2 separate regions of the Homo sapiens genome follow, and region 2 is linked to region 1. Evidence: chromatin contacts called from ENCODE Hi-C or POLR2A ChIA-PET data. All regions are on one chromosome and are shown on one strand. Each heading gives the region's core, a stretch centred on a gene start or an enhancer-like site at or near the end of the contact. The rest is flanking DNA. Distances are from core to core; before and after follow the strand shown.

The links. Hi-C counts contacts between places; a loop is a spot of excess contacts on that map. ChIA-PET counts read pairs that join two places held with the same protein, here RNA polymerase II (POLR2A). Pooled maps may share reads with other maps.
Region 2: a loop to region 1 is called in a pooled map, with 2.1 times the contacts of the local background. The contact joins two enhancer-like sites. A Hi-C loop is called at or near these places in 1 of 50 pooled maps. POLR2A ChIA-PET finds 5 or more read pairs at or near these places in 2 of 52 experiments (MCF 10A and activated naive CD4-positive, alpha-beta T cell).

What each region holds. Positions count from the first base shown.
Region 1 is chr6:6,653,463-6,660,785 of GRCh38, reverse strand. It overlaps LY86 (lymphocyte antigen 86), which reads right to left. Exons shown (of 5, transcript NM_004271.4): 5 at 5,804-6,242. The coding sequence ends at 6,159. Among named protein-coding and RNA genes, the nearest start is that of LY86-AS1, 34 kb to the right of the region's middle. RefSeq lists a silencer at 6,739-6,929. Within about 2 kb of position 5,650, at least 6 of the 41 ENCODE cell types and tissues checked have a DNase peak (open chromatin) inside an H3K27ac peak, as active enhancers do.
Region 2 is chr6:6,748,691-6,756,289 of GRCh38, reverse strand. All of the region lies in intron 2 of LOC101928004 (a long non-coding RNA gene), which reads left to right. It overlaps LOC105374901 (a long non-coding RNA gene), which reads left to right. Exons shown (of 2, transcript NR_187807.1): 2 at 3,765-4,384. Among named protein-coding and RNA genes, the nearest start is that of LY86-AS1, 130 kb to the right of the region's middle. RefSeq lists enhancers at 4,423-5,040, 5,661-6,278. Within about 2 kb of position 6,122, at least 27 of the 41 ENCODE cell types and tissues checked have a DNase peak (open chromatin) inside an H3K27ac peak, as active enhancers do.

The sequences.
Region 1 (7,323 bases), core at 4,401-6,900:
CCCCATGAAATGCTGCAGGTGCCCTGGTATTTCTCCAAATCCCTTATAAAGTTAGCTCCTAGCTGTTGCTTCTCTCTGCAGGAGGCTCTGCCACAAAACCAAGGGGCTAGGGAGAGAGCTGGGACCCCAGGCCATTCCTCCCACTCTGCCTCCGCCCCCAGGAGCTTGTCCACAACATGTAGGCACCAGGACCTCCAGTGTCCCAGCCAACCTTCAAGGGCCAGCATGTTCCCTCCTTCTACCGTGAAGCCAAGCCACGTGTCCTCCCCGCCTCAAAGCCCCCCACAGTGCTTTGTTCTTGTCTTGTGCTGCTTACCATGGTTTCTCCATCACAGGAGATTTTTGGTACTCTTCTTCTTCCCTTTTCCTAAAAGATAAGCTGAGTTTGAATTGGGATTATACTATATATTATTTATTTTTTATATTTGATGTATTGTGCTTAATACAATGCTCAGCAAACCGTAGGTGCTGACTAAAGATTTACGAAGGGAAAGAAGAAAACAGTGAAAAAGCCAGATTATGCTTATGGCACATTCACCCAGGTGGGTTTGACAGTGAGTGACCAAAAGCTTTTGTGGAAGAGCATGAACAAATCATGAAACTGACTAGTATTCATGATCCCTTTTTGTTCTGTGCTGTCATCATTGAGTTAATGTAACTGTCATTAGCCTACCTTTGTTTTTAGCTCATTTGCTGCTTGAGTTAACACATTCTGCAAGCCTGCAACTAAAACCATGAAGTGTTTCTTTATTATATGGTGTCTTTCCAAACAGCCAAGCAACATTAGGTAGAAAGAGCCTGGATTTGGAGTGAGACAGAATTGAATCCTGGCTCACTGATGGAGCTCACAAGCCTGGGGAACCTTAGGCCAGTTCCTCAATTTCTCTAAACCCAGACTTCCTCTTCTATCACGTGGACCATTGTGTTACGCACCCACAGGCTGTTCTGGAGATGAAGTATTGAGATGCAGGCCGAGCACAATGCTGGCGCAGAGAGCCTGCACAAATCGTTGTTAGCTTTTACACAATTATTATTATCATGGTGGTTGTTCTGCCTTCTCAGATGTTATCTTTCTGCACTCACATATATTAATCTTTGTAGTTTATGTGGAAACCTTATTGCATCCCCTTGATTATGTCAATGATGTTCTCTGGCTCTTTCTTGAATTTTCTTCTACCACTTCTGAGTGAAGAAAAGGAAAGAAATGATATGATAAAGTCTTCGGTGGCAGGGATATTTTCTGTTTTTCCACCCTTGGGTGGGTTTCAGGGAAATCCAGAAAAATACCAGCTGGCAGAAGGTATCATTGTTTTTGGCTAAAGGAACATTGATACATACCCTTTTCCACAGAAGTGAGGAGACCAAACCACTGGAGGAAAGGAGGTGGTTTTGTGTCACATGTGAAAAGAAAGCTGGGCGCAAGGGGAGAAGAATATTTCAGGCCAGAGCATTTGAATGCAGCTGAAGGCTTCCGTTCCACACTAAGTAACTGAAGACATTTACAAACTAGATGAAAATAACTCTTTTATAAGCCCTATAGGACCCCTGCTTGCCTGATAAAATGATTGGAAAATTAGGTAGACTAACTTGTTTTGCTGATTGAGAAAAATACGGCCAATTCAAACCTGCAGTTGAACTGTTGAGATAATAAACTCCGCCATTCTAACGAGTCTGGGTTGTCATCAGGATGTGGCCCTTTCTGTTCTCGTGCTAGCTATTTTGGATTATCTTTCCTGAAGGCAGACGTAATTGTTACATTTGCAGATGTCACATTTAGTTATGCAGGCATTGGGTGTGTGTCTTTGTGTGCAGGAAACAAGTTTAATTAAAAAAATACACGTATTTTCTTTTTTTTTTTTTTTTTTGAGACAGAGTCTTGCTCTGTCACCCAGGCTGGAGTGCAATGGCATGATCTCCGCTCACTGCAACCTCTGCCTGCCTCCCGGGTTCAAGTGATTCCCCTGCCTCAGCCCCCTGAGTAGCTGGGATTACAGGCATGTGCCACCACGCCAGGCTGATTTTTGTATTTTTAGTAGAGACGGGGTTTTACCACGTTGGCCAGGCTGGTCTCGAACTCCTGACCTCAAGTGATCCGCCCACCTCGGCCTCCCAAAGTGCTGGGATTACAGGAGTGAACCACCACACCTGGCCCACATTTTCTTTCATAGGCCCTTTTGGCCTGGTTATATTGTTTCTGTTTGGGGGCCAGAAAGGTGTATCCAAATGTTTTCCTTAAATTCTTTTCAGAGTTCATGGCCCAGGGAACATGCCCCCATGCCAGGTCTAATAAAACTAGCTACACTTAGAAGAAATCAAGATGCCAAGGGACCATCTCAGGACCCAGAAGGGAATGTGGGCTTATGGGTGAGGGCTGGGCTTCTAGGATTGTTTGCTCTGATGATGTAGGAGGATGGGAGAGGTAAATTAGGAAAAGAGGCTTTAGCACTGCAAGTGAACACCCACCTTAACATAATAATGACTTATTTTTATTGAGTGACGTGCCAGGCCCTATTCTCAGCATTTTACATGCATTTTCTCATTAATTCTCACACTGTCTCTACAAGATAGGTACTATTATTATGGTCAGCACCTACAGATGAGGAAACTGGGGCTTAGACAATAAAAGTCACTTGCCCAGTGAACAGCTAGGAGAGAATTAGAACTTAAAACTGGCCTAATTCGAGACATGATCTGGACATGTCCTTTGGCCTAGTTTGAAACATGCCCTTCCTCTCCCTTTACCCCTTGGCAACTTCCCCAGTTTCCACTTAAGGATATGTGTGGTTCCAGTGGGAATAACTCTGATCCAGGTCTAGGGGTGGGGCATGTGACATAGGCTAAGCCAATCAGGGTAGGGTCAAAGTGATTGGTCAGGATGTTACTGAGCCAGCAATGGGCTCACTGCCTAATGTGCATTGTGGCCAATCCCACTGCACTGGCTTTTAAGAAAAGAAAAGGTTTACTGCAAGTCTACCAGCAAGGAGACAGGAGGAAACACTCCAACCTGTCTCTGCAAGTTGGAGTTTAGGACAGGTTTTATAAGCATGGGGTCATGAGGCATGATCTGATTGGATTTTGCAATGAGGTGATGCTGGGAGGCATAATCTGATTGGATCTTGCAATGAGGTGATGCTGGGAGGCATGATCTGATTGGATCTTGCAATGAGGTGATGCTGGGAGGCATGATCTGATTGGATCTTGCAATGAGGTGATGCTGGGAGGCATGATCTGATTGGATCCCGTCATGGGGTGATGCTGGAAACTGATATGATTGGATCCTGGATCCTGACATGCCGTGTTCACTTCTTAATTAAGTTCCCACTCCTCAGTCTTGCACTGAGGTCCCCCTGTGGTCGCATACTTGGTTCATCTGGGCATGCTCGGGTTACATAACCTTCAACCTGGAGTCCACGGCAACCGAAAAACAACTCACAACTTTATCATATAAGAGTTGAGCCAGATTGGTCTGCTGTGGTTACAAGGAGAGGTCATGTGACCCAAGCCATTCTAATCAGAATGAGTAACAGGGTTTTGGGATAAAGGTCTCTTTTGCCTTCTGTACTGTGGACAGTGTGGATGTGAGGTCTCCAGCTACTGAAATGATTTGCTATTGTGGGACAGACTGTCTGAGGGTAAAGGCAATATTCCAGGAGACCCGAGGTGGAAGAACTGTGGAGAAATGGAGGTGAAGAGCCGATGATGAATGAACCTCAGCAGCAAACGCTGGCTGACACCTAAACCACCCTGGGACTCAGTAGTCATGGGAGACAACCTAGTCCCCTATGCATAAGCCAGATTCAATTGAGTTCTCTGTTCCTCATAGCCAAAACGTTCTAAGAGATGCGATCACACTGTCCTGAGGGGCTTTATCAGCATTCTGCCTAGACTCTAGCCTGACAAAGCTTCCCTTGGGCACTGGAATGTTCCTCAAAAATATTTTTTAAAACGTTCTATACGTAACGATGGAAATTGCCCTCAAAATATAAAGAAGGGCTGGTGGGCACTCCAATGTCTGAAGCTGGCTGATTTTCATAATAATTCCTTAATTGTGGCAGCACTGCATCATCCTGAACCAAGCTGTTTTTTTTTTTTTTTTCTTCAGAAGAGTTTATTGAGGACACATTTTTGGAGTTGTTGATAGTGATTTTTGAAACAGTAGCAATTCTCTTTACAGGAGAAGTCAATTTAGTTTGATAGATTGTCTGGGCACTTTGACCCCACCCCAGCCAGTAACCACACAATGGCTAGCCTGAGAGGGCTCGGCTTGGGGTCACCCACCTCCCCTGACAACCCTGCTTCCTGGGCTGGCCCTTTCAAAGTCATCTTAGTTACTACATCCTGCCAGAGTGTTAAATAATGACAGACTCTAGCGTTTCTCCTAGCAGGGCTGTTCGTATTCCAAGAGGAGACTCCTGAACATTGAAATATGTTTTCAACTTGCTGGAATAAAACTAATGGTGAAATTTAAGGCCCATGACAGGACACTAAGAAAAGACATATTCTGGGACAAAGAAACATTTTTTTTTCTCTCAAATCATGTCCTTAGTGAAACGGCTGTGTACTTGTATATTCAGCTATGACTAGGATAGTCTCCATATATGGAAATTCCAGTTTAACACAAACCTATAGCATCTGAAACTTTCTCTCTCCCTCCCTCTCTCTCTCACGCACACGCACCCACACAGTCAATTTAAAGAAGAGGGCAAAGGGATTGGGAAGGGACTGGCTGAGTTCCACCTGTGTCTTTGGAAGGCTGTGACAGCTGTCTTGTACTGTTAGAACATGTGCGTACACAGAGTCTAGCCAGGGACTTTACTACTTGTGGTGATGGTTACTGAAAAGGGAGAGAGGTGAATGTCTCAAGCTAGAGGGAATGGCCAGGGGCAGGAATCATTTGCTATTCTTGTGCGTAACACCGTCACCCCCATGTACGTTCAGAGGTTTGCTCCTGAGCCTAGTATGACCACGCACGTCTTTTCCCTCGAGCATTATGGGCCTAGGCAAGGACGCTGCTGCAATTTTGCCTGCTCATAACCCAGAAAACCTCAGATGCTGGTTTTAAAGTTTGACAGGCATTTTTGACCTGCTATTCTAGGTGGTTTACTGATGTATAAACAGTGATTAATAGCAACTACTGTTTTTTAAACTATGGAATTTTTTTCTCTTTTAATCTCTAATATAGTGGCATTTTTATGAATGATAGTGTCAACTCACCCACCTTACTCCAGCCCCTTAGCAGGAGCAAGAGGGCCAGCAGGGACACTGGAAGGACAGGGGCGTCGGATGGTGAAGGGGCTATGCAGCCCACCATGCGATCAGTGCATCCCAGGAGAGAAGACGGGGCCGCAGAAATGGCTCTGGAAGTAGCATGGGCAACATGCTCATTTACGGAGAGCATCGTAGAAGACAACTTAAGAACACAGCACCTGATACACATTAAGTGTTCAGGAGTTATTCCTTGCATTCATTAATGAATGCAGTAATGAACGCCAGCATATGCTGAGGTCAAGTGTAATCATGCTTTGAGGGATGAAGGTGAAATGAATGTTTGGATAAGCGAGAGTATGATGTCCCTATTCGTGAGGTTGCATCAGCTTCTCGGCCCTCATGGTCCAAGGGTGGGGGCCTGCCCAGGAGAAGCAATGGCACATTTTCCCAGTGTTCTAATTTTAGCCAGGCTGTCACCCTCCTGAATTTCTTGGAACTGCTTATGCTGCACCAGCATCCGGCACTGTATCTGGAGGAAATGACTTTTTAACTACAGCATTGTAGTAAGATTCTTTGAACAAACCACAATGAACAATGGTGGCCAGCTTTCTTTATTCTTGGTAACTGTGAGGAAGCACTCCTAAAAAGTTGAAAAGCAGGTGAGTCTGGTGGGAGGCGACCAATTAGAGAAAAAGGATGGACCCTCAAGACTGCTTAAGGACTGCCAAGAGGCTCCTTAGAAACAGATACATTCGGGGACTTCATTACATCTGTGGAGTCTGGGGATGTCTGGTCCTGGGACTAAAATTAGCAGCTGCACTCTTTGGGGGCGCTTCTTTGTAGAGCCTCTCTCTGTCATCAGCTGCTTCTCCTCCCACAGTAGGTTCAGTCAGAGGAGCTTGGAGGTCCCACGAGATGCAGCTGGCTGTGATTTTTGCTACAGGCCACAGTCAGGAGCACATGATAGTAGCATTGGCACAGGCCACGGTGGACCGTTTTTCAGTGTACAGTTCCAGCAAAACCTGGTATTCTCCCTGCAAGGGGCACAGGTCAAGTATTAGACGTGTGACCCACAGTACAATTAACCATTTAACAAATATTTACAGAGAAACTTTTATGTGCTGGGTGCTGTTCTGGACATTGTGGATAACGTAGAACAAGACAAGCCAACCCCTGCCCTGTGGAGCTGACAGCATCTCTGGGAGAGACAGACCACCCTTATGATATGTGACTATGTATGGTGTGTCAGGTGCTCATGTCATGGAGAAAACTCATGCAGGAAGGGAGTGGATGGAAGCACTGGATGGGTCAAGGCAAGTGCTGGTCTGCAATTTTGAGCAGGGTGGTGAAAGGAGGCCCTGCTGAGACGACGACATTTAGGCAAAGACCTGAAGCAGATGCAAGAAGGTGCAGTGCTGCTATGGGCTGGGGCCCCCACCTTAGAGGGGCAGAAGGAGGCCAGTGGGGCTGCAGGGAGTGGGGGGATGGGGGGGGTGAGGTAAGGGCAACACAGGAGGCCAGACTCTTAGGGCCTCAAAGGCCATGGTGGGGACATCAGCTTCCACTCTGAAAGGGACTCTGGTCAGGAGAGGGTGGCCTGCCCTGGCGCCTGTGTCGGTAAGATCCCTCTGGCTGCCTCACTGAAAAGCCCAGATGGGAGGCGATTGCAGGAATCCAGGTGAGAGATGAAGATGACTTGGAGTAGAGGTGGAGGTGGGGGAAGGCTTTGGGTGCCAGAGAGATTTTGAAAGAACAGCCAATAGGATCCGCTGAGGAAACGCAAGTGGGTGGGAGAGAAAGAAATGGGTTAAAGGTGACTCCAAGGCTCCTGGCCTGAGCAACTGGAAGGAGAAAGGTTTGTATGCTCAGACAGAGAAGACCCCGGGGAGCACAGTTCACCAGCACAAAACCAAAATGCACCATCACAGAAAGAATGGCTGCCTTTGGGGATCCTTGCTGGCAGCAACACTGTAAGGAGGTCTCCCTTCCTTTGCAGTCAGCTTGGCAGAAGCCACCTGGCAGCCAGGTCCTATGAGGACTGTAGAAGAGCCATTCTGGTTTTGTTTGCTGCCAGCACCCCAGTCCTGCACCCCAGCAGCCACGGAGCGGTGATGT
Region 2 (7,599 bases), core at 4,873-7,372, 95 kb before region 1:
GCTAGTTCTTGTATTTTTAGTAGAGATGGGGTTTCATCATGTTGGCCAGGCTAGTCTCGAACTCCTGGCCTCAGGTGCTCCGCCCGCCTCGGCCTCCCAAAGGGCTGAGATTACAGGCGTGAGCCACTGTGCCCAGCCTGAGGGACTTGATTCTGATGGTATCTCGTCCCTCCCTTGGAACCTCAGAAGGTGCAAACTTTTATCAGCCTAATTTATATGCATGGATGCCTCTTCCCCCAGGTACAGGACAGTGGTGAGCTCTGAAGCCAAGACACCCCCCAGTCAGAAGAGCCAGTCCACTCTACAGAGATGAGGGATCCCCTGAACCTTTGGGTCTTCCACGTTGTATGGGGGAATGATTCCTTTCTTCTCCTTTGACATGAAAGCAGTAGGTTAAGTCCTTAGAGCAGAGAGAGAAAGAGACCATAAAATATTATTCCTGGAAAGAAACTCAGAGATAATTAATTGGAACTGCATTTGCCACATTCTAAATAACAGGATTCCTTCCATTGCTAAAACAGTCCGTATGGTAGGAGCTGTACCTTTATTTGCTCTAGACTAGAGCTGTCTAGTAGAAATACATTGTGAGCCATACATGTAACTTTAAATTTTCTAGTAGCCACATTAAAAAAAAAAAGTAAAAGGAAACAGGTGGTTTTCCATACAAGATATACAAATAGTCACTATGCACATGAAAAGACGCTCGATCCATCACTAATCATTAAGAAAATGCAAATAAATACCGTAATGAGATACTGCTTCATACCCATGGTTTCTCTGAATGGTTTCTATGAAAAACTTAAAAATAAATAACAGAAAGTAGTGTTGCTGAGGATGTGGAGAAATTGGAACCCTTGTGCACTGTCGATGGGAATGTAACATGGTGCAGCTGCTTTTGGTATATACCCAAAAGAAATGAAAGCTAGGGCTGCGCGCGGTGGCTCATGCCTGTAATCCCAGCACTTTGGGAGGCTGAGGCGGGCAGATCACAAGGCCAAGAGTTCAAGACCAGCCAGCCAACATGGTGAAATCCAGTTTTTACTAAAAATACAAAAATTAGCCAGACATGGTGACAGGCGCCTGTAATCCCAGCTACTTGTGAGGCTGAGGCAGGAGAATCGTTTGAACCTGGGAGGCAGAGGTTGCGGTGAGCCGAGATGTCACCACTGCACTCCAGCCTGGGCAACAGAGCGAGACTCCGTCTCAAAAATAAAAAAATAAAAAATAAAATAAAAGAAATGAAAGCTAGGACTCAAACAGACATCTGCACACTGTGTTCATAGCAGCATTATGCACAATAACCACCCTTAGTGGAGGCAACCCAAGTGTCTAACAACAGATGAATGGATAAACAAAATGTGGTCTATACAGAAAAAGGAATATTATTCAGCTTTTTAAAAAAAGGACATTCTGACACATGCTACACCAGGGAGGAACCATGAAGACAATGTTCAGTGAAATAAGCCAGTCACAATAGGACAAGTACTTTATGATCCCACTTACATGAATTACCTAGAGGAGTCAAATTTATAGAGACAGAAAGTAGAATGAAGAGTTATTGTTTAATGAACGTAGAATTTCAGTTCTGGATGATGAAAAAGTTCTGGAGATGAATGGTGGTCATGGTAGCACAACAATGTGGATGTACCTAACACTACTGAACTGCACACTTAAAATGATTAAAATGGTAAATTTTGGCCAGGCACGGTGGCTCACGCCTGTAATCCCAGTACTTTGGGAGGCCAAGGAGGGTGGATCATGAGGTCAGGGGTTGGAGACCAGCCTGGCCAACATGGTGAAACCCTGTCTCTACTAAAAATGCAAAAATTAACCAGGCACGGTGGTGGGTACCTGTAGTCCCAGCTACGCAGGAGGCTGAGGCAGGAGAATCGCTTGAACCCGGGAGGCAGAGGTTGTAGTGAGCCGAGAGTGTGGCACTGCACTCCAGCCTGGGTGACAGAGCGAGACTCTGTCTCAAAAAAAAGAAAAGGTAAATTTTATGATATTTGTATTTTATGATAATAAAAAAGGTGAATATAATTTTATACTATATGACATTTAACTCAATAAAATCAGAATATTATCAGTTCAACATATAATCAATGCTAAAAAATTATCGACATAGTTTACCTTATTTTTTTACACTATCTTCAAAATCCAGTGGTTTTTTCTTTTGCACTTTCAGTACATCCCAATGGCCACATGTCAAGTGCTCAAAGGGTACACGTTGCTAGTGGCTGCCATATTGGATGTACTGCTTTAGATAATGTTTAGCAGGAAGATAGCTTCAAGGACCCCCGATGGTTGTTCTTTCAACCCCAGGTCCCCAAAGGCCATGGGGTGAAACCTTGGTGACCATCAGTAAGACAGGAAAAACTGACTGTTTTTCCTTCTCTGTACTCTCTCTGACCACACAAATCACTTCTGTGACCAGATGTGTGGGTTTTTGGCACATTGACCAGTTCTCTGCCACCAACTGGGTGTCCCACAATACAATTCAATTCTGACACCATCTACCTGGAGATAGTGTCAGATCCCACAGATTAACGGCTTAGTCTCACAAGACTGCCCCCTACTTCTTGCAATTGTAGGTAGTAGGGCCCAGGTTACAAACAACTTCTGTCCAACTTGGCTGCAAATCTGAGGCTCCCACAGCCTCTTTCTCAGGTTCAATCATTTGCCAGAATGGCTCACAGCGCTCACGGCAAGGCTTTGCTTACTTTAACCCATTTATTATAAAAGGATACAGCTGAGGAACCGCCAGGTGGAAGGCAAGGTATGGGGGAGCGGCGAGGAAGTTCCATGCCCTCTCAGGTGTGCCGCCCTTCTGGCACACATGTGTGTTCTTATTCCTCAACCCGGAAGCCCCCCGAGCCCCAGAGTTCAGAAATTTTTATGGAGGCTTCATCATGTAGGAATGGTCAATTATTAACTCAATCTCCAGCCCCTCAGTCTCCCCAAAGGATGAGAGTTGGGATTGAAAGTTCCAAGCTTCTAATCATAGCTTGGTCTTGCTGGTGACCAGCCCTGACTCAGGAGCACACCAAGGGCCGCCTCATTAGAACAAAAGCACTCCTATCACCCAGGAAATTCCAAGGGATTTAGGAGCTCTATGTTGAGAACCATGTCAAAGACCAAACGTTAGAACAAAAGATGTTCTCCTATTGCTCAAGAAATCACAAAGTTTTGTTTGTTGGTTTGTTTGTTTGTTTGTCTTTCTTTTAGGAGTTCTGTTCCAGAAACCAGAGACATAGGCCAAAATACACATTTCTTATTTTAAATCACAATATATCACCATTGCACAGCCTGTGTGGTGTCTGCAGCCAGGCGGGGCTGCCTGACTTCCAAGCACCTTTCCCCTCCACAGGCTGAGAGACTTGCTCACGGCCCAGTGTCAGGACAGTCAGGATAAGACTAGACTGAGCTGGCTCCTGAGCCAGTATCTTTAGGTATGGTTTAGTAGCTAAGGTAGAATTCAGAACACAACTTGTAAGGTTCACGAATGGCTAACGGCTAAGTGAAAAAATGAAGTCCTTAAGAACTGGCGATAGAGAAGGCAAGGGATTTTATGGGGGGTATGAGTAGGGTTTGATGAGCAAAGTCCCAGACAAACTGGCATCCTTATCATTGTAAAAAATATAGACTTCCTAGCATGAGCCTTCTTACATAGCTTAGCTGTTGACAGATTCCTTCTTTCCTTCCTTCCTTCCTTCCCCCCTCCCTCCCTCCCTCCCTTTCTTCCTTCCTTATTCCTCCCTTTTAAGTGTATTTCATGGGCCTCTCTGTAAGGTGGCTATCTGTTGTGAAGTCTGAGGGGACTGGGTCCCCTCCCATCCCCCAGCCCCTGCTCTCTGGGAAGTCTGCTGGGTGTGCTGGGCCGGCTCCTGGACAAGCTGAAGCCGAGGACTGCAGCAACTCTTCCCATCATCACCCTGGCTGCTGTGGGGAAGCTGGCAGTTTTCTGGAAGACTGCTTGCTTGGAATGCTTAGCATCCTCCCAGGCTTCTGACTCTCCACTGGGGATGCAGAAGGTCTGCATTGCAGTTTAATCCACTACTGAGAATTCCTGTGCTTCTAGAAACCATCCTCTCACCTCCGAGGGACTCCATCTTGTCAGCTGCCCAGAGGAGACAAAACGGAACACTGCCCCATGGCTCAGTGCTTTGCACAGTTGTCAGCTCCTTGGCTGGCAAGCATCAGATTGATTAAAAGGAGGTTTTCTCAGACATAATCCTGCCCACTAGCCAGCCAAACATGTATGCAAAATGAATGGCAGTACTGGGAGGGGCTCTGTCCAGCCACCCTGGACATGGGTGTGAGTGTGCATGTGGGGTGTGGGTGTGTGCATTGTGAAAGTAAAAAGGGTGTGGGGTACAGAAAGAAATGGTCTTGTTTTCGATTCTATCATCGTTTTACGACCTCTGGCTCCATTTCCTCCTCTGGAGTTAAGGGAGCGAACTGTCGCCAGCCAGTCCCAGCCCTGTGATCTCTGCGCTGGTTTGTGTAGGCGGCTCCAGAGACACAGATGCAAGACTTGCGTGTCTCAAACTTGAAAAGGAACAAATTGCTGGGGGAGGGGGAGGGGGAGGGGAAAGGGTGTGGCTGCCTGCACACCCATCTGCCCCTCCTGAAACACTGCCACCCTTGAATGCATATCCAGGAGCTCCTTGGAATCTCAAAATACATCACGTATATTAGGATTTAGCTCCCTGCTCCCCACTGCACACTCACACCCTGCTGCACTGTGAGGATGGGCAGGCTGGTGTCACTCTCATTTTAAAAAACGTGGGTTTGTTCAGCGGCATGGGCTCTGAGGAGACCCTTGGGATGTGTGGATACCAGCTTTGGTAAAACCAGTGAGCAGGTGGCTGGAGGGACACTGTGGCCCCTCCTCTGGGCAGTACAAAGGCCTCCTCCCAGGCCCAGCTCCAGAACCAGGCTCTGTGCCTTGTCTACCTGCTGCCTGGCCTCAGGCCTTCCTCCTCCTCTGAGGGCCCTGGCATCCTAGAAGGCTGGGCTGCCTCTTCTGCCTGCCCTCCTGCTCCCTGTTCAGGCTTCCTACAAACACCTTCTCAACTCCAGAGGCTGCAATTAGCATTTTACAGCAGACAATCCAAGGCTAACACAGATAATGTCATGGACAGCACTGCTTTTATTCCCCTCTGGGATTAATGTCCTATGAATAAACATTCCACAAAGCCTATATTCATAGAAACGCTTATGATGTGGAATTGGAGCCAAATGGTGCCTATGGACAGCCTGGGACAAGGGAGCGTGGAGAGAAGGTGGGCTCAGGGGGAGAGGGGAAGCTGGGGGCTGCTTGCTCAGTGATTTGGAAGCTGCTGCATTGGTACAGTGCCATCAGTCTTCGTAGGCAGGACTTCAGACCAGGCAGGACAGGAGACCAAGCAGGGAGCTCAGGGAACCATGTCAGTCTCCACAGTGGAGTCTGGACTCCGGAGCTCTCGCCACGGTGTCCCACAAGCAACAGAAGAGACTCGGGGGTGGCAGGGTGAGGGAAGTAACACCTATGAGCTGATCCGTTCAGCGGAGAACTGGAGGTGGGCTCATTTGATATTGCGATTGCTCAACATCAAATCCCTTCAGGAGCTGCCATGTGCTTGCTTGACTGATTACATTTTTGTTTTTGAAAATAAAAAAATCTGTAGTATAGACAGCAAAATGTTAAAGCTGATGAGTGGGTACTTGGGCCTTTGATCTATTATTTCTGCATATTTCTACGTATTTAAATTATTTCATAATTTTATATATATATATATATATATATTTATTTATTTAAAAAGGAGGAACTGGATATTCTTTATTTCATTTGGCAGAAGCTGTTTTGGGAAGTCCGTCTTACCCATGCACTTTCCCTTCCCACCTGCTTTGTGAAGGTTCCAGACAGGGCCAGGAACACTGCGTTCCTTGACCGGCAAGGTTTTGTATCCCTGCTCCCCCCTCCCCCTGCACCTCTGCAGAGGAGCAGCACAATTCCAGCTTTGGCATACCCGGGAACCCCGGTGCTGGCCTCGCTGCACCCTCACAGCTCAGCTAATTCCAAGACGTGCAGGCAGCGCACTGCCTCTGTCTCTGCTGTAAACAACCAGCATGAATCATCGCGGAAGTCAGTAGTCATCTCTCCCCCGTTTGCAAAGACTGGGGAACTGCAGCATCACAGGGTGACCCGCTGGAAGCCACAGAGGGAAGATAACCTGGAGGGAAAACTAGAGCTGAAAAGCTGCAGCTGGGATTGAAGGCTGGAGGCTGGAGCAGTGAGCCCTTCTGTTCTGAGTAGGGCTGGGCTCTCCCAGCAAAGGGCCTGTGTCACCAGCAGCGACCGCTCAGGGGAGCCTTGGTCGCTGAATGGCTCTTTGGGTGGTGTGGTCTCCCTCTGGCCAGACCTACAGAGTGGCCCTCCAGCACCCAGCCTTGCTGAGTCCCTGCAGGCCTGCTCTGAGGGAAGGGGCTGATAGTTCAGACGTTCAGAGAAGGTGCCTGGTGGCTCCGGAACTGGTAAGACTATGTTCCAATGCTCGCAGCTGCTAGGAGTTACCAGGAGGACGTGATCAGGAGAAGCACTTGGCTTGAGCAGAAGGCATGGTTTCTAGGAGACTGGAATTGTTTCTTGGACCCCACCTCTACTTCTGTCTTTCCTGGACATTTTGCATCCAGAGTATGCTCTTATAATGTGACCATCATTTTGCTAAACTGTTTGGAATAAATTATACCCGGAATAAAATCTAAGTGCCTAGGGTCCTCTCAGAGAGTTCCCTTGGGTCTGATTTTATGAGAAACCACTTGCTATAGCCTCAGAAGCAGTTAAGACCCCCCAAATATTTTCAAACCAGTGTAAGTGGCTTGGATTTTTAAAAAGTGCTCCTTTTACAGAGAAATTGTAATTTTGTTGTTGAATTATACATTTTTAAGTCAAGACTTGAAGTATAGTTACTACATCATCATATATAAAATGTTTTCTTTGGGTATGGCTGCTGCAGCCCTTAGAAACCAACGTCATCACTGAGAGTGTCACAGACTTTAACAGTCCAGCCTTCTGTTCCGCCAGGGCACTTGAGGATCTGTTCTATTTGCTGCTTTAAAATAACAGCCCTCCCTTATTCTGAGGAGAGGCAAGGATCCATCGGCCTGGACTATTTATCAGTGGTTTCTGAAGACAGGAGAATGTTTATTTTGTGAGAACATTTGTCCTACCTTAATTTGCAAGGGACTTAAAAAGTAGCCACCATGAAACACAATAGTAAATATTTGATTCTTGTGAAACAGGTTAATGTTTGTGATGGAATTTCTTCTACATCAGAGCACCTTAAAAATCATTTTCCAATGGTCCCAATTTTTGTGTTTTCAGAGCCCTTGGACAGGAGGCGTTGCAGGTGCCGGGCATTGGAGGGACCTCACGCTCCGCGTTTCCTTCCCTAGCAGAGCTCAAACGACCTGCTGCCGCATCGGGCATTGTTCTCTCCCTCCTCACCCAGAGGAAAGTCCCCATGGCCCATTTTCTGAGCTGTGCTTTTCCACTCTTTCGTAATCTATTATTGTGACCTTGAGATGCAGAGAGAGAAGGCTTTGGCAGGACGCACT